5 separate regions of the Homo sapiens genome follow, and regions 1, 2, 3 and 4 are each linked to region 5. The links are chromatin contacts, found by Hi-C or POLR2A ChIA-PET in ENCODE. All regions are on one chromosome and are shown on one strand. The core of a region is the stretch at or near the end of the contact, and the rest is flanking DNA. Distances in the headings are between cores, read along the strand shown. Region 1 has its middle 66 kb from the start of COQ2. Region 2 holds the start of PLAC8 (placenta associated 8). Region 3 holds the start of LIN54 (lin-54 DREAM MuvB core complex component). Region 4 holds the start of THAP9 (THAP domain containing 9). Region 5 holds the start of AFF1 (ALF transcription elongation factor 1).

Region 1 (4,042 bases), core at 195-2,694, 3.7 Mb after region 5:
TTTGCAGGCATCGGTTGCTCCAACAATAAAATGGACATAATAACAGCATATATCATAGACTTGTTGTAAGGGTTAAATGAAGTCATGCAAAACATTAACATTCTGCCCAGAATATATTAACAAATGGTAGTTATCATCAGTTTAGAAAAGAGCGTGCCTAAATTTCATATGTGTGCATAGTGTTCTACTTCACATGATTATAGAAGCCTGGGATCATGTTTATTAGTGGTCGGGTTCTACTCTTTCTTCCGTTGTATATTTTAAATACCTTAACAAATGTGATGAAGCCTAACGTGTTGGTACCAGATCCCTTACCAAAAGCACCACATAGGCCAGGTGTAGTGGCTCACACCTGTAATCCCAGCACTTTGGGAGGCCAAGGCGGGCAGGTAACTTGAGGTCAGGAGTTGGAGACCAGCCTGGCCAACATGATGAAACCCCGTCTCTACTAAAAATACAAAAATTAGCTGGGCGTGGTGGTGTGTGCCTGTAATCCCAGCTACTCAGGAGACTGAGGCAGGAAAATTGCTTGGACCCAGGAGGCGGAGGTTGCAGTGACCCAAGATCACGCCACTGCACTCCAGCCTGGGTGGCAGAGCAACACTCTGTCTCAAACAAAAACAAACAAACAAAAAACAAAACAAAACAAAAAACACACGACAAAAAAATACCAAGTATTATTATATCCAGATGTATTATATTAACACAAATGACATAAGCATAAGAACGAAATACTGGGCCAAAACGTCCATAGCGGGGAAATGCATAATCCAGCAACCTTCTTACCCATAAAATCTCAGGCCTGATGGTTTGCATTTTCAATGCATTGGCCACTTGTTACACAGTATGCAGGTGACTGCTGTGGAAGATGAGTTGGACTGGAAAAAGATTAAAACCTCTTTCTTCCAGCCACCTGCTTCTGACCAGGTGTTCCTTCCTGCCAATGCAGTACAAAAAGGAAGAGGCAGAGAAGGACCGCAGTTACTCTGTCATCATGTGATCTGTGTTTGTGAATCACGTTTGACAGAGGGCTTGTGCTATCCAGGAATCCAGTAACCATTCAGAGTCAGCGTGGACACCTGAGAGTCAGGAATGGCTTGCTGCCTCCATCTGTTAGTTTCCCTGAGTCTGGAGACCAGGAAGGCAGGATCTGGAATGGGCAAGTGCAGTGTTTTCTCATATTCTGACTTGGAGTCAGGACCCAGGTAGAAACTGCTGGTTCCACTTTGGTAGAGAGCCTCTCCCCGAGCTGGCCTCCTTTGCCCTGGCATGTCCAGCACACAAAGGAGGACATTATTAATATAAACGAGCGGACAGCATCTGTTGCCAGAGAGTCTTAATTAGTCCCCAGCTGGGACTGTGCCACGGGCACATTGCATGTTAGTTGTGATTTCCCAGAAACAATGAGGGAAGACCGAAAACACGAAAACACGTTGTTCCTCCACAGCCCCGCCCTCTCCTGCAACCTCACTCTCAATTCTGGGTTGTAGTTTTTCAAAACAGTACTAGAGAGTTTGATCTGAAATATCTTGATTAGTACTGGAATGAAAATGAATTAAAATTAAGCAAAATGTACATGGGATCTCTTGGTACTATTTCTTACCAACTGCATGTGAATCTACAATTACCTCAGAATAAAAAGTTAAATTTTAAAAATTCAAGCTGCTCAGAATTTACTGTGACAGGAAGAAAGAAAGAAACTGAAAAGGAGGAGGAGGAGGAGGGAAAGAAGAAAGCCCTATTCTGAAAATCAACTTTCTATTTTTTTCTTAAATGGATTTCCTCAATCAAGTTATACCTATCCAAATGATATTCTGTGCCTAGTGGAAGGTTGTGGAACAGAAAATGACACCTGCTCTTTTCCTCTCCTTTCCCCTGACCAATCTGACAAGATCCTTAATAGCAACTGTAAAGAGTATCTCCAGTATTATAAACGAGAGCTGGTCAAGGCCGCCCGCAGTGGCTCAGGCCTGTCATCCCAGAACTTTGGGAGGCTGAGACTGGAGGATCAATTGTGCCCAGGAGTTTGAGACCAACCTTGGTAACATAGGAAGACCCTATCTCTACAAAAAAAAAATGTTTTTTTAATTATCCGGGCGTGGTGGTGTGCACCCATAGTCCCATCTACTTGGGAGACTGAGGCAGGAGGATCACTTGAGCCTGGGAGGTCGAGGCTACAGTGAGCTATGATCACACTACTGCACTCTAGCCTGGGTCCTGGGTGACAGAGTGAGGCCCTGTCTCAAAAAAATAAAAATAAAGAGAGCTGGTCAGAGTTGCTGACTCCCCTCCAGAGAGAAGGACAGAGAAGATACACTTTTCATGATAAATCCTTTTAGACTTCTAAATTTTATAGTGTGTATATATACTACCTAGTCCCAAAATATTATTCCTCAAATCTTACATAAGGTCTAGCTCAAACAAGTCCTTCTTGATTAAGCCTTTCCCGTTTTACCACTTAGAATTCACCACTAATAGAGGGGTAGTGCTCAAGCCTGGCTGCCAGTAGAAAAACCTGAGAGATTTTTAAAAAATGCCCAAACTCGGTGCCCTCCCCAGACCAGTGGACTGAGAATCGTGGAGGGGAGGAGGTCAATCTGGGTATTTTTCAAAGCTCCTCAAGTAATGTTAATATGTACTCGGGGTTGAGAACTTTTGCCCTGACCCTTTATGGAGCCCATATTTAAGCACTCACCCTATGAGTAAACTGAGTAATTGATTAAAAAGTAAAAAACACTTTCACACCTTTTATCTCATTTGGTCTCTATAATAACAACACGTAAACTGGGCTTCATTTTCCCACTGCACAGAGGAGGAAGTGGAGAGCTGAGCTGCTAGAAGTTACCAAGGTCCCTTTGAGAGCTTCAGTTCTGCACTTCTTGTATTTGATCATCTCCCCTGAGATTAACAGATTTTGCTCTCCCCACCCAGAGCCCAGTATCGCACCTTTCATTCAAGCAGTTCAACCTCAATAACCAAAACAGTGAAAAATGAGTAGCTCAGCAGAACACCAGGAAGTCACTCCCAGTGACAGAACCCCACAGGGTGGTTCAGCTTCCTCATAGGTTTCTCACATTACGGGTAACAGTTCATCTTCCTGTTTCTTTCACTTCTTGTTTACCCCTATCAAAACCACCTCAGTCGCATATTTGAAATGCATTTTCCCAAGCCCCAGATTAATCAGAATCCCCGCGGGTGTTGTTCAAGTATATCTTGTGTGTATGTGTGTATCTGTGGGAAAATATACATAAAATTCACCATCTTAGCCCATTTTGTGTGTGGTTTAAGCAACAAATATTTATTTTCTCACAGTTCTGGAGGTTGGAAGTCTGCAATCAGAGCATCAGCATGGTCAGGTGAGGGTCCTCTTCCCAGCTGGCGGGGGTCCACCATCTCAAGGTGTCCTCACTTGGCCTGTTTGGCCTTTGCAGAAGACAGGCAGATCTGGAGAATGAGAGATTACTACAGACTTAATCAGGTGGCGGCCTCAATTGTAACTGCTATTCCTGATGTGGATTCATTCTGGAGCAAATCAGCCCATCCCCTGGTGCCTAGCAGGCAGCTACTGGTAGGCGAAGGCTTTCTTCTCCATCCCTGCATCTTGTGGCTCACTAACATGCACGTGAGCCTGGTATGCCAGGAACACGTGCTGCGCCAGCGGCTGGGCTTCCAGCGAGGTACAGAGAGGGGACACACGCCTTTCAGGGGGAGAAAGGGGCAGGGAGGGCCTCTAGGGACACCACGTCAGGACCCTCCCACTGCACCCAGGCCTTGGAGTGGGCCACCCTGCCCAGGACCCATCTTAACCATTTTTAAGTGCACCATTCAGTGGCAGTAAGTACATTCACATGTTGTGCTATCATCACCATGGTCTATCTCCAGAACTTTTTAATCTTCCCATACAGAAACACCTATTAAAGAACTTCCTATTCCCCTCTCCCCCAGCCCCTGTTAACCACCATTCACTTTCTGTTTCTAGGAGTTTGACTACTTTATTAGATTGCTGCAAAAGTAATTGTGGTTTCCATATTTAAAAAAAAAT
Region 2 (4,462 bases), core at 437-2,936, 3.8 Mb after region 5:
TGCATGTATTAATTTTTTGAATTTTCCCTACAATCCTGTGGGGTAGGTGCAATTATTACGCTCATTTGACAAGGAACCTGAGGCATAGAAATGTTAAGTGGCTAGCAGATGGCAGCTAGGAATTGGGACTGAAAAGGGACTCTAAGCACTTAGAGTCTGCCATAATGCCACACATTCTCACTGTACAACCTCACACAATAGCCTTGTTCTAGTGGGAAAGATTTCCCATCCGCAAAAACTTCAGAGTGAATGACAGGAAAGCTGGCCACTCTCATTTCTTAATTTTTTTTTTTTTTTAGAGACACGGTCTTGCTGTCACTCCGGCTGGAGTGTGGTGACACAACACAGCTCACTGTAACCTCAAATTCTTGGGCTCAGGCAATCCTCCTGCCTCAGCCTTCCAAGTAGCGGGGACTACAAGCCTACGGGCACTTACCACCATGTCTGGCTAATTTTTTAATTTTTTGTTTTTGTTTTTGTTTTTTTTTAGAGACAAGGTCTCACTGTGTTGGCCAGGCTTGTCTTGAACTCTGACCTTAAGCAGTCCTCCGCCTGGGCCTCCCACTGTGCCGGCCCACCCTCATTTCTGAAAGGTTTTGTTAAACAAAGTTTATGAGAGGCCATTGTTATGGACTAGCCTCCTGCTCTAGGCCCCAGAAAATCAGACCAAACCAGAATGAAGTCGCTTGTGCTAAGTGACATATAATCAAACTGAACTTTGAAATGGACCAGTTTTCCAAAAAACAGGAGATTTCAGTCAACCTCAGTCAGTGTAGTAAGGAAGTCCTCTCTGTTTTAGTCCTATAAGGAAAGTAACTTTGAAACAACCAATCTATCTTTTTTTCTCTGTTTCCGCTTTCTTCATACTCACCAGGACACTCATTCTATTTTATAGAATGATGTGTTGCTTGATTCTAGAATTGCAAATAAAAGGCAATTACATCTTCTAAACTAAATTTGTTGTAATTTTGTCTTTTGATAGTTTAAACTATGGGATCAGAAATTCAAAGACTATGAATAAAAATTTCAAAAGAAAGAAATAGTAATACCACCAATAAGAAGAATAATTAAAAAGGTACAAAGAAATTGGATGCAACATTGTAAAAAGAGCCATAGTTTGGAGCTGAGCTGACATGAGCTAAAATCCTAGGTGAGTAACTTGTTAGCTATGTGGCCTCTGAAAGTCAGCTCAAGAATCTGAGCTTGTTTCCTCACCTCTAAAATTGAAAAAATAAGGCCTAACTATCAAAGTCATTAACAAGTCATTGATAATGCTTGGCCTATTTTAATGTTCAGTATCTGTAAGTTGATACCATTAAAGGATGCTTGAGATGCCAACTACTATATAATCTGAAACAATAATGATCTTTTTTTTCCCCACAAAGATAACAAAAAACAAACACAAAAAAACAACAGTAAGCTCTGCCAGACATGTAAAACCAATCAAACTATATAATGAATTAAATCCTTTCCCCATTAAAAAGACGTATCAGTGTACCTAACACAATATAGGAAAAGAAACACACCTTATTTGGCAAGAGATATATTCATTCTCCAGATAAGAGAAACACACATTGAAACCACTTCTGCTGGATTACTCTGGCCAATAAGAGCGTCTGAAACTGTTCTATGTACTATGCCCTGCGATAGAAACACAGTTACCTCTCCCCTTTCACGTAGTTTTCATTTGTGGTGAGATTCTCTCCCAGGCCACAAGACATTTCCTGCTCGGAACCTTGTTTACTAATTGTAAGTACTTTACAAGTAAGAACTTGTTTTAAAAACTTAGCATTCAAAAAAAAAAAGCTTTCTTTAAAAGTTATTTGATTTTCTTGTTTTTTTCTTAGCATGTTATATTTTGAGTTTCAGCTAAAAGACTAAGGTTTTCTTATCTAATTGCTTTAAATTTATACATTTAGTCAAATTCAACAATTTCTTGCTAAGCATTTTGCCAAATGCCAGGCTTTTCAAAGTAGTGTAAGATCCCAGCCTTGAATCCTCATCAATTGCTGCTTTCTGCAGCAAACACATATTATACATTGTATTTAGTAACATGATCATTAATTTCACTCTTTATTTCAATATGTATGCATGTTGACTTATGCCGGTCTAATTTCTTTCTGCTTTACAAATATTCTATTTTATCCATTCAAAGTATTTAGAAACAAGATATGGAATTTTGTAGATTTAGCTAATGAATTATAAGAATTCTTGAATTCTCACTATGAAAGTAAGAAAAACAGACTAGAATTCTTCAAAATTAAATTCTGGTGCTTCATTTATATGTATAAAGAGAGATGGAGAGATTATGAAATGGAAATGTTTCAATCAAAGCAAAAAAATGAAATTTAACATCAATAAACAGTAGAAGAGAAAAATCTCAATAATATGTCTAGTATCTGGATTAATCAATATTAATAATATGTATTAATATTACTATAATTAATATCATGTATTATATTAATATTAATGTATTTTATTAAGATAGTGGGCTGTCCTCAGGAGTGAAGTGCTCATAGAAAGGAGAGACAAATACAAGATTGATTCTTAACTAATAGATAAAATTAAGGTGTTTAAAATATGAGCCAAATACTGCAAGATTTCCTGACATTGAGACCATTCCACAGAACTTCCTAAAGAAAGGTATTCTAGTCTCATTCTCCAAAGCTTGCCCACCAAGATTCCCATTTCACTACCTCCTGCCCCCATTTTTCCTGCATTTTCCAAGGTGGCCCCTGCCAACTTTTTTTTAATCACTCTCTCTGCTCCTGTGGGGTTAAAGATGGCATGGAACAAAACAGCTGTGTGGTCACACCACAACGGGCAGAACTGCTGGCCACAGATAGGAAACCTCAGGCATCTCCTTAGCCCTTACCAAATCCAGCCCAACACGTTTACACACCCTGGCACTCAATAAAATATTTGCTGAATTAAATTGGATCTGTAGTTATTAGTAACAGAAGAAAAATAAGGCCACTGGTCGTGGGTTACAAAATGTGCTCTGCAAGGCCACTGGCATTAGAATCTTGTGAAGTGCCCAGGATACTGCACAGGCCCGCACCTGAAGGGAGAGGAGCTAGTTTGGAATGTGCTCCCGGGAATGCGAGAGGGTCTAGCATGGGCTTCATCGCATGGAGGAAGGTGTACCGTTTTTCGAATTCTCACCGAAGCAGCTACGTGCTCACCAAGCCGTGTCTGTGAGAAGGGCCACGTTTTTCTAGTTCATAGGACAAAAGCCTATGGCATAAGGGCAGCAGCCCTGCGGGTGCACGTTACAGACTTTTAGACCCTAGCTCATTCTATCTAAACCACAATCTCTGAACAGTGTGTAGAATTCTACATTGTACAGATTCCTCAACCCTAGCTCATTCTATCTAAGTCACAATCTCTGAGCAGTGTCTAGAAATCTACACGTTAAAGAGCAGTCCAAGTGGTTTTACTAATAGTAAGCTTTGAGGACCACTGAACTAAGGAGACAAGCTGGTACCTAAGGTCCTAGGAACTCTAGATTTTCAAGGACGTTTTCTCTCCACTTATTGCTGACCTTTTACCTTGAATGGCTAAGGCTAAAGACTTCATGGCTGAAGCAAAGAGAATTGTGGTTGTTTGAACAAGCAACAATTTTACATTTGTTTCTGTTTTACATTTGTTGCAACTTAAAAGATACCTTGAATTTTTAAATGATCACAGAGGCGCGTACAAATGAGTGTGTTTGCTTTCTCATCTGTTTTATAACTTTCAAGAAGGTATTTCTTTGAATAAGATATCTCACGGGAGAAGTTATTAGACCCTTTTTAGAATCAGCTAGAAGTGACAGATGGAAGTCCTGGATAGCAGTTCCCTTTAGGACTACTCTTCTACGCAGGGATAAGCCGAGTAGACTTCTCCACCAATATAGGTAATCTGTGCTAGAAAGGAACTTACAATAGCATCAGAAACCTCCTGGGGCCCCCCATTCTGCTCCAGTTCCTAGTGCTAATATTCACAGAAGCACCTGGGTCCCTGCAATCTCCCACATTCAAAAGAGGAAGTCAAAAGTACAAAAGTAGTGAAGGAAACAGAAACATACAATGTTGACTGTTGGGCTAAAGACTGTTGAGGCTACTACATGGAGGAAGTAATGTTCACACAAACTAACTGGCAGTTAGCATATGGATATTTGAGATACAGCTGATACATATATATATATATATATACATATATATATATACATATATATATATATAAATTTTTTTTTTTTTGAGACGGAGTCTCGCTCTGTCATCCAGGCTGGAATGCAATGGCACGATCTTGGCTCACCACAACCTCCACCTCCTGGGTTCAAGCGATTCTCCTGCCTCAGCCTCCCGAATAGCTGGGATTACAGGCATACACTACCACACCCAGCTAATTTTGTATTTTTAGTAGAGACAGGGTTTCTCCATGTTGTTCAGGTTGGTCTCGAACTCCCGACCTCAGCCTC
Region 3 (4,292 bases), core at 1,568-4,067, 3.9 Mb after region 5:
TTACACTCTTGTATTTTCTATTTTCGTATATGTAGTGCTTGTCGCACTCACAGCAGTTGATAATAATCTCTCAGAATAATTTTTTTTTCCCCTCAGAATGATCTGTCAGCGTCTGTTCATCCGACTCCGTATTTGGATATCATATAAATCGCGGGAAAAAATAAAAGGTGATTAAATACAAATAATTTTGACTGTGTTAGTCTTAGCTGCGTGTTGCAAGAAATGCAAAACGTCTTTCAAAATAAGTTTAACTCTCAATGAATCTCCCTGTGGCTTTTTAGCGACACTGCAAAACTAGTGCCTAAAAACACAGTGACTTGGCATTTGTGACTACTGATCACCTCCTCACTCAAGCACATCAAACAGCGGGATATCCTGGAAGTCGCACCTACAACCCGGACTTCCTAACAAGGAAAGCTAGACGAAGGGACGGTCTCTCCCAACCGCAGCGCGATGCGGGTCCTCCCCCCATCAGCTTCAGTCCGATGGAACATTCCGTGCGATCGCTTTGACCGGGCGCCACTCGGCGTCACGTGGAACTGGAGCGCCCTGGCGGAGCCCGGCGGAATGACGCGGGCTTGGGTTGCCAAGGGGAGGGACGAGGCGCCGCGGAAGAGGCGGAGCGAAGGAAGCCGGCCGTGGGGCGGGGTGCGGAGCGCAGGGGCGGGCAGAGAGGGGCGCGCGGGCGGGGAGGGCCCAGCGTATTATGGGATGCGGCGGTGGAATGGGGCTGGGCGCGTGATTTTGAACAAACCCTGGTCTGTGTCTCGGAGGCGCCGCCGCCGCCGCTGCTGCTGGGAGCCCAGGGAGCGCCGCGCGACCAGGAGGCGGCGGCGCCGCCGGCTTTGGTGAGTGTCAGCCCCCGGGATGGGGGCTCCTGGGCGGGCTGGCGGGAAGGGGGAACCGGCCCCCGCTGCGAGTGCCTGCGCGGGCGGAGAGCGCTGGACCGCTCCCTCCGGGAGCCCGGGCCGGTGGGCCTTGGCGGGGAGCGGGAACCCGCCAGCGGGGTCCGCCGCGCCCCTTCCCTGAAGCTGGGTTGCGGGGGGCGAAGGATCCTTGGGGCTCGGTCTCTTCCCGTCGGCTCCCGAGAGGGTGGCTGTCACCCGGCAGGGCCAGCGCTCGGCCAGCCGCCTGCCCGGCGGTCTGGAGTAAGGGCTCCTGCGGCTGTTGACACGCACACTGCGCGACCCAACAAGCCACCCGTGGCGGCCCCAGGTTTCTGGGAACCGGTTTTGCTGCTGTGTCATTTTGTGCCAGTCCCTCCTCTCCCTACTGCCCGCCGCCGCGTTCTTCCTATGCCCCTTTGTACAGGCTCTTGTTCGTGCGTGTCCGTTTTCCTCGCGAAGCCCACCAGCCAAATGTCATAATGTTCCCGAGGTGCACGGGGGAAGGGAGCGGGCCGGGACTTAGCTTGGCCAGCAACGGTAAACAACCAAGCAGAGTGCGGATGGACGGGGCCGTCAGTGGGGAAATGAAGTTTAAAGATGAAGTAATTGAGAACACTTTATACTCTCAGCATCTGGTAGTCTGCATATAAAAACAGCAATTGGGGTGGGTGGTGGACAGCCCTTGTTGAAGGCTGAATCTACCGACTTTTATATGGAGTTGCCATTGAAACAAGGTAGGGAAATGAAATGACTTTTTCAACTTCAACTTCAACCTTACTCTTCCTACACTAACTTAGACAGTAGAGTGGCCCTGTTCGCAGCCTTGAAATTCAGTTTGCCCAGAGCTTATGTTGTGGTTGAATGATACAGAATTCAGCTTTTGGATGGTTAACTCTTTCTAAAATTGACAAAGGCAGCCAGTTTCCTTTTTTTTTTTTTTTAATGCTGATCTCTTCAGAAGCCTTGCAGCTTATGTTTTGTTATTTTTTAAATGATTAAGAATTACCTCTGTTCTCTTTTGGTTACTTATTCAACTGACTGATGACAAGAGCTGGTAACTCTTACCTACCTAGTAGGTAGCTCTAGGATCTTGTTCTGAAGCAAGCTGTTTATTTTTACTGTACAGAACAAATATATCAGCAGCAGATGGTTTTTTTTTAATTTGATGACTTAGATCCTAAAAAAACATTTGGCAAATAATTTTAGCTAAGAGTTATATTTTCAATATTTTAGAAATCGATCATTCATGAATGTTTCTACAATTAGTTCAATCATTTCAAATCTAGTTGCGCTTTGACGTCTTAAACCGATGACAGATTGGAAGTCGCAGTGTTCATGGACAGAAATGACCAGATAAATTAAGTTGGAGAGGAAGATAGCTCAGAACTTTATTTTTTTAAATTAGATATTTTGACCACTTCATCTGCATGAGGATTGCTGCCTGTAATTGACAAAGGTGTCAAAGGTCGAACATGCATATGGAAATAGCTCATCCTGTCAAAGTAGTTCTGCGGGTGGGGTAAAATGTCAAAGTTGGTGAATGACATTAAAGGTCTTTCACAGTGTTTTTAGTGCCTGAGATAGCCACAGTGAATGAAACGCATTCCACCATCTCTCTCAAGTTGCTGCTCTGAAAATGAAAGAGTTTGGGTTCTTTATTGTCCTTATGCCACCCTCCGCATGGCTTTTGGTCTTGCAAACAAAAATATGCCGGACTTGGGACCCCGCAGGTGGCGCGACTTCCTTTGGCGTCCCTGCGGGGGCCCGTGCTCCGCCCGGGGGTGAAAGGTCTCGGCGTAGCCCGTGTGCACTTGCACGGCCCTTGTGCGTTTGAAGGTTGGCGGGGCGGCGGGAGGCTTCCCCGGATATGTGGGTGTGCGCCTCCCGGGTGGGGCGGGCGGGGAGGGGAGGAGGAGGAAGGGGGAGGTTACTGGTGGTGGCGGCGGCGGCGGCGGCCCGGGCTCCGGCTGTCGGGGAAGCTGCTGAGCTGTGATGGTGATGACGAGGTGAAAATGGCGGATCTTTCGAAATACAATCCCGGCCCCTGACATACCAGAGGCGGCGGCGACGGCGACGTCGCCACCCCGGCTCCCTTCTCGGTCCCCGGGTACCCTGGAGCGCTCCAGTTTGGACAAACTGGGAAAGGAAGCTGCTGGCCAGAGCTATCGTGCACGGGCAAAACAAGCCCCGCCGGGGCTCGGGATTGCCCAGGACCTTCTGGAGCCCCTACCTCGGAGCCCGAGGGAGGAGAAAGCGGCAGCCGCTGGAGGTAGAGGAGGATGGGGTACCCGAGGGCTTCTCTGTCCGGAGATCTCTTTATTTGGGGGGATGGGGGTGGGTGGGGAAAGAATTGCGCGGTGGATCAAGGAATGACTTGTCCGGAGTGCGAAGAATCAGTAGCCTCGTCATGACATCAACATTATTCTTTGAGTGTTAAGAGGGCTCCAGTTTGCTCTTATACCTAAGGCTGCTGCTGAGGCCTAGAGGAACCGCTAGCACTTATCATGATTTCCTGATATAATGTTTAAAACAGCCACTCTGGCGGGTGTTGCTTTGATGGTGTTCAGCAGTTCTTGGGGTTGTACGTTTCTTTAGGGAGGCAGAGCATTGGCATTTTATCTGCATTTAAGATCTGTGTCTTAGATCCTAGTCTGTAACTTGTTGGGTTGTGGATGTTCACATTTTATAGAATAGGGACCAGTTTTGTAAGAATTAGAAAAAAAATTTTTAATGCTCTGTTATCCTTAGAGTAACTAACCTCTTTGCCCCTGCCATTTGGCATATAACAATTGAGATACTCTCAGTTATATTTTATACTCATGCTTTTCAGGGAAGTTCTTCTCTATACTCACCCTCCTGCCCCCGCCAACCTAGTTCATGAATTCAGAGAGTAAAGTTATGAAAAATTTTGCTGTAGATTTTATAATGCAAATGAAATACAGCTCTAGGAGCTCTCTTTTGGTCCTGAGTTTTACCTTCATTGTTAAGAAGGAGAGTTGCGATGGGGTGATGCAAGCATTTGTTGTGAGTACATTAAGTTGGGAAAAATAAATTGAGACCTCTGTTATTTCTAAATCACTAAATGCTGGAGTGATTAGCCTAGCCCTTTGTTTAGAGAGCTGGATTGATTGACTATAACAGCCACTGTTTTATTAGGTTATCTGAAGACCCATGTTAAGTTTTAGGTTATGCTGAAAGATCCGTAAGGAGTCTGTCTCCTTGCACACAACACTAGTGTTACAGAAAAGTTACATGTGAATCAAATTTTTAGGCTGGGCAAAAAAATTTTTATACATTAATTTGGACCCTATGCTTTTCCCCCAGCTTTTTTGGGTCAATGACATTGAGTGTATAATGAACAGAAGGATTAGTATTGAGGAATGCCCATGGGTAATGTTTATGATT
Region 4 (3,995 bases), core at 1-2,500, 4.0 Mb after region 5:
AAAGTCTTACGTTTTAGTTTTACAAAATTCTACAAGGCAGGTTTTTATTCCTCTTACAGAAGAAGAAACCAAGACCCAGAGCCAAGTACAGACATCAGTAAATACTCAATTAAAATTGGAATTCATGTCTCCCTAGTTTAAAACTACCTCTATCACAAGAAAAATCCCAAATCAATTATGGTCTCACATACACAATGAGTTGGTTCACACTGCTAACAATTTAGGTGGAGGAATCAGCCCTATTTAAAAAATAGAAAACAAAAAAAAAAAAAAATCAATGAATTTTATACATAGCCTACCATACATACTCTAAACTCCTTAACCTGGCATTTACATTTTTAAAATGGTTTCTCAGGTACTTTTCCACTCCTCTATATTTGCACTTTCTATCCTTTACATTTTCCCATGCCATTCCTAACTACCCTCTTCCTACCCCCCCTTTCCAACCATAAAGTTCTTTTTGATCTTTCCATAAATCTGCTCCTTTTGTCTGTGAGGATCTATTTTACCCACTTTTCTACTTGCTAGTGTACCCTGAATACTGAATGACCTATACCAGTCTGAACCATGGATATGAGTTCAGATAAGACTGATCTGAAATTCTTCCCCACTGTCGAGCCAAATGAAACTTCCCTGCCATGATCAAATCCAGCCAGAATCGGACCGGCCTTGCACAGCTCGGCTAACAGCACTTAAGAACTTGCAATGTCAGGCAGTACAGGAGAAAACTGATCTGTACTCGTGCTCAGGAAGACGCCACACACACACTTCAACCGTTGTCCTAAACTGCCTTCCCTTTCGGCCTCCTCACTTCAAATAATAAGACCATCCAATTAATGGAGGACTCCTTTCGCGTAACTCTCCTTAAAGCGGTAGGCGGTGCGAGAACCGGCTATTCAGAGGTAAACACTGGGCGGGAAGAGAGAGAATCTCAATTCTCACAGTGCCCCAATTCCGCTCCCACGCCCCGACGCTGCGCACGTCACGTCGCGTCACACACGCGGCGCGACCCACAGTGCGGCCCGGCCCCGCCCCACGCCACGCCACGGCCCGCCGGGCCCCGCAGGGAGTTCGAAGGCTTCGAGGCTGCTCCCATACGCACTGGTGGAAGGAGAGGCCGCGCTCCCGGCTGAGCACGGTGTCACGGGTGCTGCAGCCCACTGCGGAGCAACTTCGGGTCATCTTCTTGTTACGTGGGGCCCCACCTTCGGGGTTCCCGCGACAGCATGAATCACGACCACTTTAGCTCCGCCCGTTGACTCTGCGGCTACGACCTTTATTTGTCACGAAAGGCGGGCTTTAGAGGCGCGGGACTTCCACACTTCCTCTCCGAAGGCCCTGCGCCGGTGCCGTAGCCAATGACAGGCCACGTTGTGTCCCAGCAGCCAATCGGAAGGGCCTGAGCCTGAAGACGTGCATTTGACCGCTCCTCCCTCCGCGTTGGAGGCGGAATAGTGGGTTTTGCTGCAACCGGTTTATTTTCCTTCTGTTTTCACCCATTCTGGCACAATCTGGCGCCATCGTCCTTCTTGTGAGGCCAAGCCTGAAAATGCGAAGCAGAGAGGCAGGACCAAAATTGAGGCGAATCCAGGAACCTGCCAATGGGTCTCCGGGTGCGGTCTCTGAAACTGGAGGATATCGGGAGGAAAGGGTATGGAAGAGGGATAAAACACGGTGCCTTAGGTGTGTTGAAGACAGAGTCGGGCCAAAAATATATGATTTACTGAGATGCGTGTCGTGTTCTTGCGCTTTATCTTGTAGCTCTCCGATGCGGAGATAATGGGGAAGCTCTTGGCATGGTTGGCTGTAGGTATGTGATACCGGAGGAGCAGGAGTCAAATAGGATACGCCGACTTTTAATTCAAGGAACCCTTTTCTGAAACACTTTGCCACAATGAAGGAAATAAGGTAAGGTTCTTGGGGCTCCTCAGTAGTAATAGGGGCAGGGGACAAGGGGCAATTAAGTGGTTTTGGTTGGGAATGAGGCATTATGAATAGCTTTCAGGAGATAGAGCTTAGAACAATGTCTTAGTTATAAGCTCTTATGTTTGAGGAAGAGATTTCAATTTGCTTAGAGAAGGAAACGGGCCAGTGGGTTTTTGTCTCTGAGAAGGAGATCCTTAGCATACAGAAAACAGAGAAGGGTTTGCAACTTTTCCGTTTCTTTGTATAGCACACAAAAATAATTCCAAATATCCAGGCCTAACAAGATTGCTTCTTTTTCCCCTTTGTGTTTACTTTGTCCAGATTACAGCCGAAGATACATATTAAGGTATTACTTATTCACACCAGTTTTCCATTATAATATGCTTGTATCTTCTCTGAATGGAATTAATAGCTTTTGGTTATGGTTCCTTAAAAGTCACATGGCCTAAGGATAGATGGTCAAGGAACTTTGGAAAAATTGGTCCCTGGGGGATGTGCAGGGCAAATACTTTTTGGCTGTAAGGTGTGTGCAGAGAGTAAGAACTGGATTTAAATACTGTAAGTTGGTTGGGCTGTTAGAGCCTTTTCCTGCTCAACCAATTAAGACCCGAGTGAGGCTGAATAAAAATAACATTGTTTTTAGCTATCTTTAAGGAAAAAATTAGTTGCCTTATATTTTTGTAACAGTTTTACTCAGATATAATTCTCATACCACACAACTAATTGGTTTAAAGTGTACAATTCAGTGGGTTTTAGTATATGCACAGAATTGTGGAACAGTCACAATCAATATTAGAACATTTTCATCACTCCAGAAAGAAACCTCATTCTTACTAGCAGCACCTCCAAATATTCCCCCACCCCGCTCAGCAAACACTAATTTAGTTTCCGTGTGCCTCTGCCTGCTCTGTACACTTCATGTAAGTGGAATTATGAACTAATATATGGTCTTTGTGACTGGCTTCTTTCACTTGGAATGTTTTCAGAGTTCATCCATCTTATAGCACGTATCAGTACTTTATTTTTTATTGCTGAATCGTACTCCATTTTATGGATGTAGCAGATTTTGTTTATCCGTTCAACAGTTGGTGGACATTTGGGTTTTCCAATTTTTTTTTTTACTATTATGAACATTTGTGTACAAGTTTTTGTGTGGACAAATGTTTTCATTTTCCTGATTACACACCTAAGAGTGGAATTGGTGAGTCATAAGATAACTGTGTTTAGCTTCTTGAGGAAGTGCCAGATTATTTTCCCTAGTGGCTGCACCATTTTACATTCCCACCAGCAGTGGATGAGGCTGCCAGTTTCTCCACATTTTTGTGCATGTGAAGTGGCTGTCTCATCGTGGTGTTTGCCTTTTCTTAAGGACTCAAAAGTTTGCAGATACAGGCATTCACTTGCCATTTTCTTAAGGTAGAGTTGAAAGTACTGCTGCCAGTTCATCATCTGAAATGAGGGCTGTTTTCTTTCCTGTTTAATTGGATTGCAACTATTTGCCTTTCCTAAAGATGAAATAGTGTGCTTCCTACATTATTCTGACAACATTCCTTTAATTGTTAATTTCAGATGAATTTCTGAAAACTGCTTTTATCAGAACAGATTTACTTAAATGAAGGCAATAGCCGCAAGGGGTCACTGCTCTAGATATTTACTTCTGCATAGGAAATAAGTAATCCTTTATAGATGGAATTTTTTTTTCTTAGTTGTATTTTTGTATCTTTACATTTGTTTATAACTTATCTATACTTTTTTTGTTGTTGTGATTATTTTACTGTTGACATGGAAGTTCTCAATCTGATCATTTGGTTATATCATTGCTTCTTCTAGTAACTTCATATCCAGTGATTAAACCTTTTCACTGCTGTTCACATAATGAACCGTTGTGATTATTGAATACTTAAATGAGGATATGTAAGCTGTATTAAAGATAGTGTTATTTGCAAAGGCATTGACTATTGCACAAAAAATTTTAAAAGAAAATATCTCTTTTCAGGAATTGTACTCTCAGAGATGTTGAGAAAAGATACATGGGTCTTGGAAGATAATTACTCAAAATATGCAGGGAA
Region 5 (4,210 bases), core at 761-3,260:
CCAAAAGTCCCACTCTTCAATCTCTATTTGTCTCAAAGTGACCAAATCTATCCCAAATTATTTCCTTGGTTCTTTCTCTCCATAAAAATGGCTTAATTCCAGTGAGTTTCTCTAGTTTTACGTACTACTTATGTATTTTGTTGCTTTCTCTCATCTCCCCTTGGATCATTTTCCTTTAGTTCTCACCACTGCTTTTCTCCATATTTATCTTCAAATATTCAAGTACAATACTTCCCAACATCCACAAGAGACAACACCTTGAAATTAAAGCAAGCAAACCATCCAGAATTTTCCATTCTCCTGTGAATCTACTTCCGGAATATCCACTCAAGTAATCCTTCCCACTAAAGATGAAAGGCGAGCTAAGGAAATACATTAGACAGAGGAAGTAAACACTGAAACAGGGCCATGCCTAGGTATTCTTCGGCCCCAAAGAAAAAAAACTAGACTCTGGGTCCAAAGGTCTTTTTCGTGACTTTTATCCCCACCCAGAGGCCAACACCACGCAGGTCTGAGAGAGGTAACCCACGGCCACCTACCTTCTACACACACCGCACGACCTTGCTCTGAAATAATCTTGCACAAGCAAAATTCTCCACGCCTCTCAGACTCCTACCTAACGTTTCTGTGCTTCAGTTTCTGAGCTCTTCTCACTTTGCAACTGTCCCAGGGAACACTGGGTCTTCGCCTTAATTTACAAGTTTGCACTGAAGGTTTTAAATCAGTCTGATTTCCCCGTGGTGAGTCACACCCCGCAACGTGCACCAAGGGGGAGGGTGTTTAAAATTATCTCCGGCTCCACCCTTAAAACAAATCACTTGGCTGCAAGGCCTTTCCCCCTAACAGAGACTGGTTCAAGGGAGATTCGGACACATCTCCACCTCCAAAGCCAAGTGCCTTCCCGGGATGATCTGCATAACAATTTGCGGGTGCTGGTGGTGGAGAAGCTCCGGGAAGAGAAAACTAGCCGGACGGTATCGAACCGCCCGCAGGCCCGTCGCAGCTCCATTAATGCAACTACCATTACACTAAGGTAACGTGTGATTCACACTCTCCACCTTCTCTCCCCTCTCATTCGCTGGCTCCGGCGCTCGCACCGTCGGAGGGTGGGGTTGCGACGGCCACAGAGGATGGGACACCCGAGGGAAAAAAGCATTATCAAGAGAAATTAACCAGTCCCATACTAAAGACGCCTCTCCCTCTGTCCCTGAAGTTAAGTCTCAGAAGGTGGCTCCAACTCCTCCCCGGAGGCTACGGACCACCGACACACGCCTCCCTCCTGCTCTCAGCGAGACGCGGCGGGAAGCCCTCATCTCTCTCCACGACAGGCACAGGGAAGGGTCCCGGGGTGCAGGAGAGAAGAACCCCACTTTTCCCCGCCCCCTCCCCCCGAGAAACTTCTGGGACTCATTACGCAACTCAAGTAGCAGGTCCCAACAACGGGACAGCTCTCCGCAAAACGCGGGGTGCACAGGCAAACGTCTGACTTGGGGGCTGCGCGTGAGGGAGGAGCATGGGTCTCTTCCCATGTCCCCGTCCCCTGTTTTTCTACGCGCTACCTGCCGCGGGATCGCAAGTAGGGCGGTGAGAGCTCTGAGCCCTAGCCCGTTCTCCCCGAGGGCTCCCACCGGAAAAGTGGGAACGCCAGCGACTTGAGTCAGCGTGCTGGGAAGCCGGCAGAGAGGCGGGGAGAGCCTCGGCTTCCGAGAAGTCCGCGGCGGCGGCGTCGGGGGCCGGGCGGATCGACCCCCAGCCCTGGGTGGCGCAGGGCTGCGCTCACCTTCCAGACCCTTCCGTCCTCTAGTCCCGGGTCGGGCGCCCTCGTCACCTCCGCCCTCCCCTGACCTGTTGCGGTGGGAAAGGGCGCAAGTGCGGACGACGCAGGGGAGCGCCTCCTCCCGGGGCTCGGCTGCGGAACCGCGGAGGCAAAGGTGCAGCTGCGGCCGCAACGCGCGCAGGCGGCGGCCGAGTGCGCAGGGGCCGCGCGCGCCCGTCGCTCGCTAGCTGGCTGGCAAGCTCAGCACGCCGGCTGCCCGGGACGCCCCGAGGCCACGCCCTCCGCGCGAGGCCCCGCCCCCACCCCCACCTCCCGAGCTGCGGTACCGGGTTCCGCCCCGGCCCGCGCCCTCTAGCTGGCGCCACCCAAGCGGCAAGGGACGTCGCGGCCCTCCCGGGATTGGTGGGAGGATCGTGGGGGAGCGGCAGCTCAGGACGGAATACGGCAATGACCGCCCCGGTCGCGAGGGTGACCCTGCCCCGGGCTGCTGTGGGGGCGCAAGAACCCTTTCACTTTACGGCGAGATTAAGCTCAGGGTCAAGTTCTGAGCAAAAAGTGTCAAGGAGCCTTTTTGCAACCTCCTATAATATTGAAACAGATTCTGTGCCCTTTAAAGGAGATAATAACTAACATCTGGGGAGCGCTTTACAATTTAGAAAAGGCCTTTCACACACAGGCCTGTTTCATCTTCACAACAATCTTATAAAACAGATATATTGTTCCCATTTCCCAAATAATGAAACGGAAGCGCCGAAAAGTAAGTATTGTGCTCAATGTCACAGGCTACTAAGTGGCATGGGAAACCAGGTCTCCTGAATCTAGCCTCCGGGTTTCTGCTCTCCACCAGCCCAACCTCAGAAAATTCTAATAGGTGCAGGGGGCTTTGGCAAATAGACCCATGGGAAGAAGGGGAAACTTATGTCTAGTTAAGTCGCTGCCCGATTCCTGCTGTAAACATACCAAGGAAAGCAACAGGCTGTCTTCATTGTGTTGTCGCACCTTCCTTCCTGAAAGGGACGCAGAAAGATTACATCAAATGGCCCAGATGAGATTTCGCCGACAGTATTTTATGGTTTAAAATGGGTGAAATTATTTGGATGAAGAAAAGCGCCTTACTTAAATTTAATATGATGTGTAATGTAAATTGGTATAATGTGTGAAAATAAGCCCCTCCCTGCCTTCTCTGCCTTTTCTCTTTTTAATTTTGTTTGTCTCTACTGCTCTGCTCAACTCTTTTATTGTCCACATAATTGAAAACCTAATTGATGGATATTTGCATTTCCAAATTAAACCTTTGGCTACTTGACTTAATTTCCCATGGATTGTTTTCCAAAATATAACTCTTCGCCCTACTCCATATCCTCCCATCGGGAGATTGGTTTACCTAGACAGCTAAAATAATTAAGGTGTCCCTGATGAAACCTGGTGGTGTATCTATCTAAGATGAAAGTTCTGGTCATCCCTGAGCAGGATGGGACAGGAGTCATCTCTTACAAAGTGTTTGTACACCTTTTAAAGGTTTCTAACAGAGACTGATCTCTATTCTAATCAATAACAAGTATTTTAACGTTTTTGCTATATAATGAATACATTTCATTGTGAAATATATATTAGCATGGTAATATTTTATAATCTGAAAACTTTTACCACTTCTATCTAAAATGTTTTCCTTTTTTGTGTTCTTTTTGTGTCATCCCATAGTATCTCCTATAGGGCTCTTCAAACTGTGGTCAACTTAGTAAATGATGTTGACAGTGGAAGTGTGATCATTTTATTTTCCTGCCTTTGGAATTGAAGATTGTAATTTTGCAAAAATTTTGTTGAAGATGATGTAGCTTTGGTTCAGAGAGTAAGTCATTCCATTTATATCAATATTCTTAAGGCAATGTGCTAGGTGACGAGCCATATTGATGACAAAGACAGAGCTCCTATTTTCATGACATTCCAGTGTGGTGGCAGAAACAAGCAAGTAAATAATTCCAGTACACACTTCTGTTGATTTATTTCGTGAATGGTGACTGGCTATTTAAAAAGACTAAATCAAATTAATTTTCTGATAATGAATAAAAAAGGATAGCCATGCCAGTGAGTTATTATTATTTTTTAAGTTGCCTTTCTCTCTCTTCTGCTGGTCATCTTATATAAATAGTCAATAAGAAGGCTATTTTAAAAAGTGATTACACTATATCTACTTTAAAAAATTTTTTATATCTACTTTTTAAATTTCAGACATAAACAAAAGGAGAGTAATTATGTAATGGAGTTGCAGATATTTAACTTTGTTAGCTACACTTTCCTCCATCATCTTCCTTACAAGAATTCTTAAATTACATTTTTAGCACACTCAATGAAATTCCAGCACTTTCTTAATTTTGACAACCTAATCTCATACATTTCAGATTATGTTTCTAATAAGATGAAGCATGTTTCTGA

The links. A loop is a pair of places that touch in the nucleus more often than their neighbours do. ChIA-PET counts read pairs that join two places held with the same protein, here RNA polymerase II (POLR2A). Pooled maps may share reads with other maps.
Region 1: a loop to region 5 is called in a map of CD8-positive, alpha-beta T cell, with 9 times the contacts of the local background. The contact joins the enhancer-like site here to the promoter of AFF1 in region 5. A Hi-C loop is called at or near these places in 1 of 168 maps with a recorded cell type or tissue (CD8-positive, alpha-beta T cell), 3 of 37 single-sample maps with no recorded cell type and 8 of 50 pooled maps. POLR2A ChIA-PET finds 5 or more read pairs at or near these places in 1 of 52 experiments (naive thymus-derived CD4-positive, alpha-beta T cell).
Region 2: a map with no recorded cell type shows a loop between it and region 5 (7-fold over the local background). The contact joins the promoter of PLAC8 here to the promoter of AFF1 in region 5. A Hi-C loop is called at or near these places in 4 of 37 single-sample maps with no recorded cell type and 7 of 50 pooled maps.
Region 3: a loop to region 5 is called in a map of CD8-positive, alpha-beta T cell, with 10 times the contacts of the local background. The contact joins the promoter of LIN54 here to the promoter of AFF1 in region 5. A Hi-C loop is called at or near these places in 3 of 168 maps with a recorded cell type or tissue (CD4-positive, alpha-beta T cell, CD8-positive, alpha-beta T cell and naive thymus-derived CD4-positive, alpha-beta T cell), 2 of 37 single-sample maps with no recorded cell type and 11 of 50 pooled maps.
Region 4: a loop to region 5 is called in a map of CD8-positive, alpha-beta T cell, with 19 times the contacts of the local background. The contact joins the promoter of THAP9 here to the promoter of AFF1 in region 5. A Hi-C loop is called at or near these places in 1 of 168 maps with a recorded cell type or tissue (CD8-positive, alpha-beta T cell), 3 of 37 single-sample maps with no recorded cell type and 10 of 50 pooled maps.

The regions. Positions count from the first base shown.
Region 1 is chr4:83,216,838-83,220,879 of GRCh38, reverse strand. No RefSeq gene overlaps it. Among named protein-coding and RNA genes, the nearest start is that of COQ2, 66 kb to the left of the region's middle. RefSeq lists enhancers at 1,086-1,345, 3,803-3,872. Within about 2 kb of position 1,444, at least 16 of the 41 ENCODE cell types and tissues checked have a DNase peak (open chromatin) inside an H3K27ac peak, as active enhancers do; they include CD8-positive, alpha-beta T cell, where a contact is called at or near this core.
Region 2 is chr4:83,111,953-83,116,414 of GRCh38, reverse strand. It overlaps PLAC8 (placenta associated 8), which reads left to right and starts at 1,686. Exons shown (of 5, transcript NM_016619.3): 1 at 1,686-1,749.
Region 3 is chr4:83,009,348-83,013,639 of GRCh38, reverse strand. LIN54 (lin-54 DREAM MuvB core complex component) reads left to right here and starts at 2,817. Exons shown (of 13, transcript NM_194282.4): 1 at 2,817-3,156. RefSeq lists enhancers at 374-503, 111-996, 2,878-2,977 and silencers at 674-1,003, 2,728-2,807.
Region 4 is chr4:82,897,990-82,901,984 of GRCh38, reverse strand. It overlaps THAP9 (THAP domain containing 9), which reads right to left and starts at 1,250. Exons shown (of 5, transcript NM_024672.6): 1 at 1,103-1,250. The coding sequence starts at 1,182. THAP9-AS1 (THAP9 antisense RNA 1) reads left to right here and starts at 1,069. Exons shown (of 4, transcript NR_034077.1): 1 at 1,069-1,651; 2 at 1,762-1,908. SNORD144 (small nucleolar RNA, C/D box 144) reads left to right here and starts at 3,760; the gene lies at 3,760-3,845. It also overlaps a transcript of SEC31A not described here. RefSeq lists a silencer at 891-1,240 and enhancers at 766-1,285, 1,551-1,670, 1,286-1,805.
Region 5 is chr4:86,932,811-86,937,020 of GRCh38, reverse strand. It overlaps AFF1 (ALF transcription elongation factor 1), which reads right to left and starts at 2,010. Exons shown (of 21, transcript NM_001166693.3): 1 at 1,781-2,010. AFF1-AS1 (AFF1 antisense RNA 1) reads left to right here and starts at 2,171. Exons shown (of 3, transcript NR_038841.1): 1 at 2,171-2,534; 2 at 3,479-3,626. It also overlaps a transcript of C4orf36 not described here. RefSeq lists enhancers at 576-695, 551-1,092, 1,093-1,634 and silencers at 947-1,085, 1,556-2,305.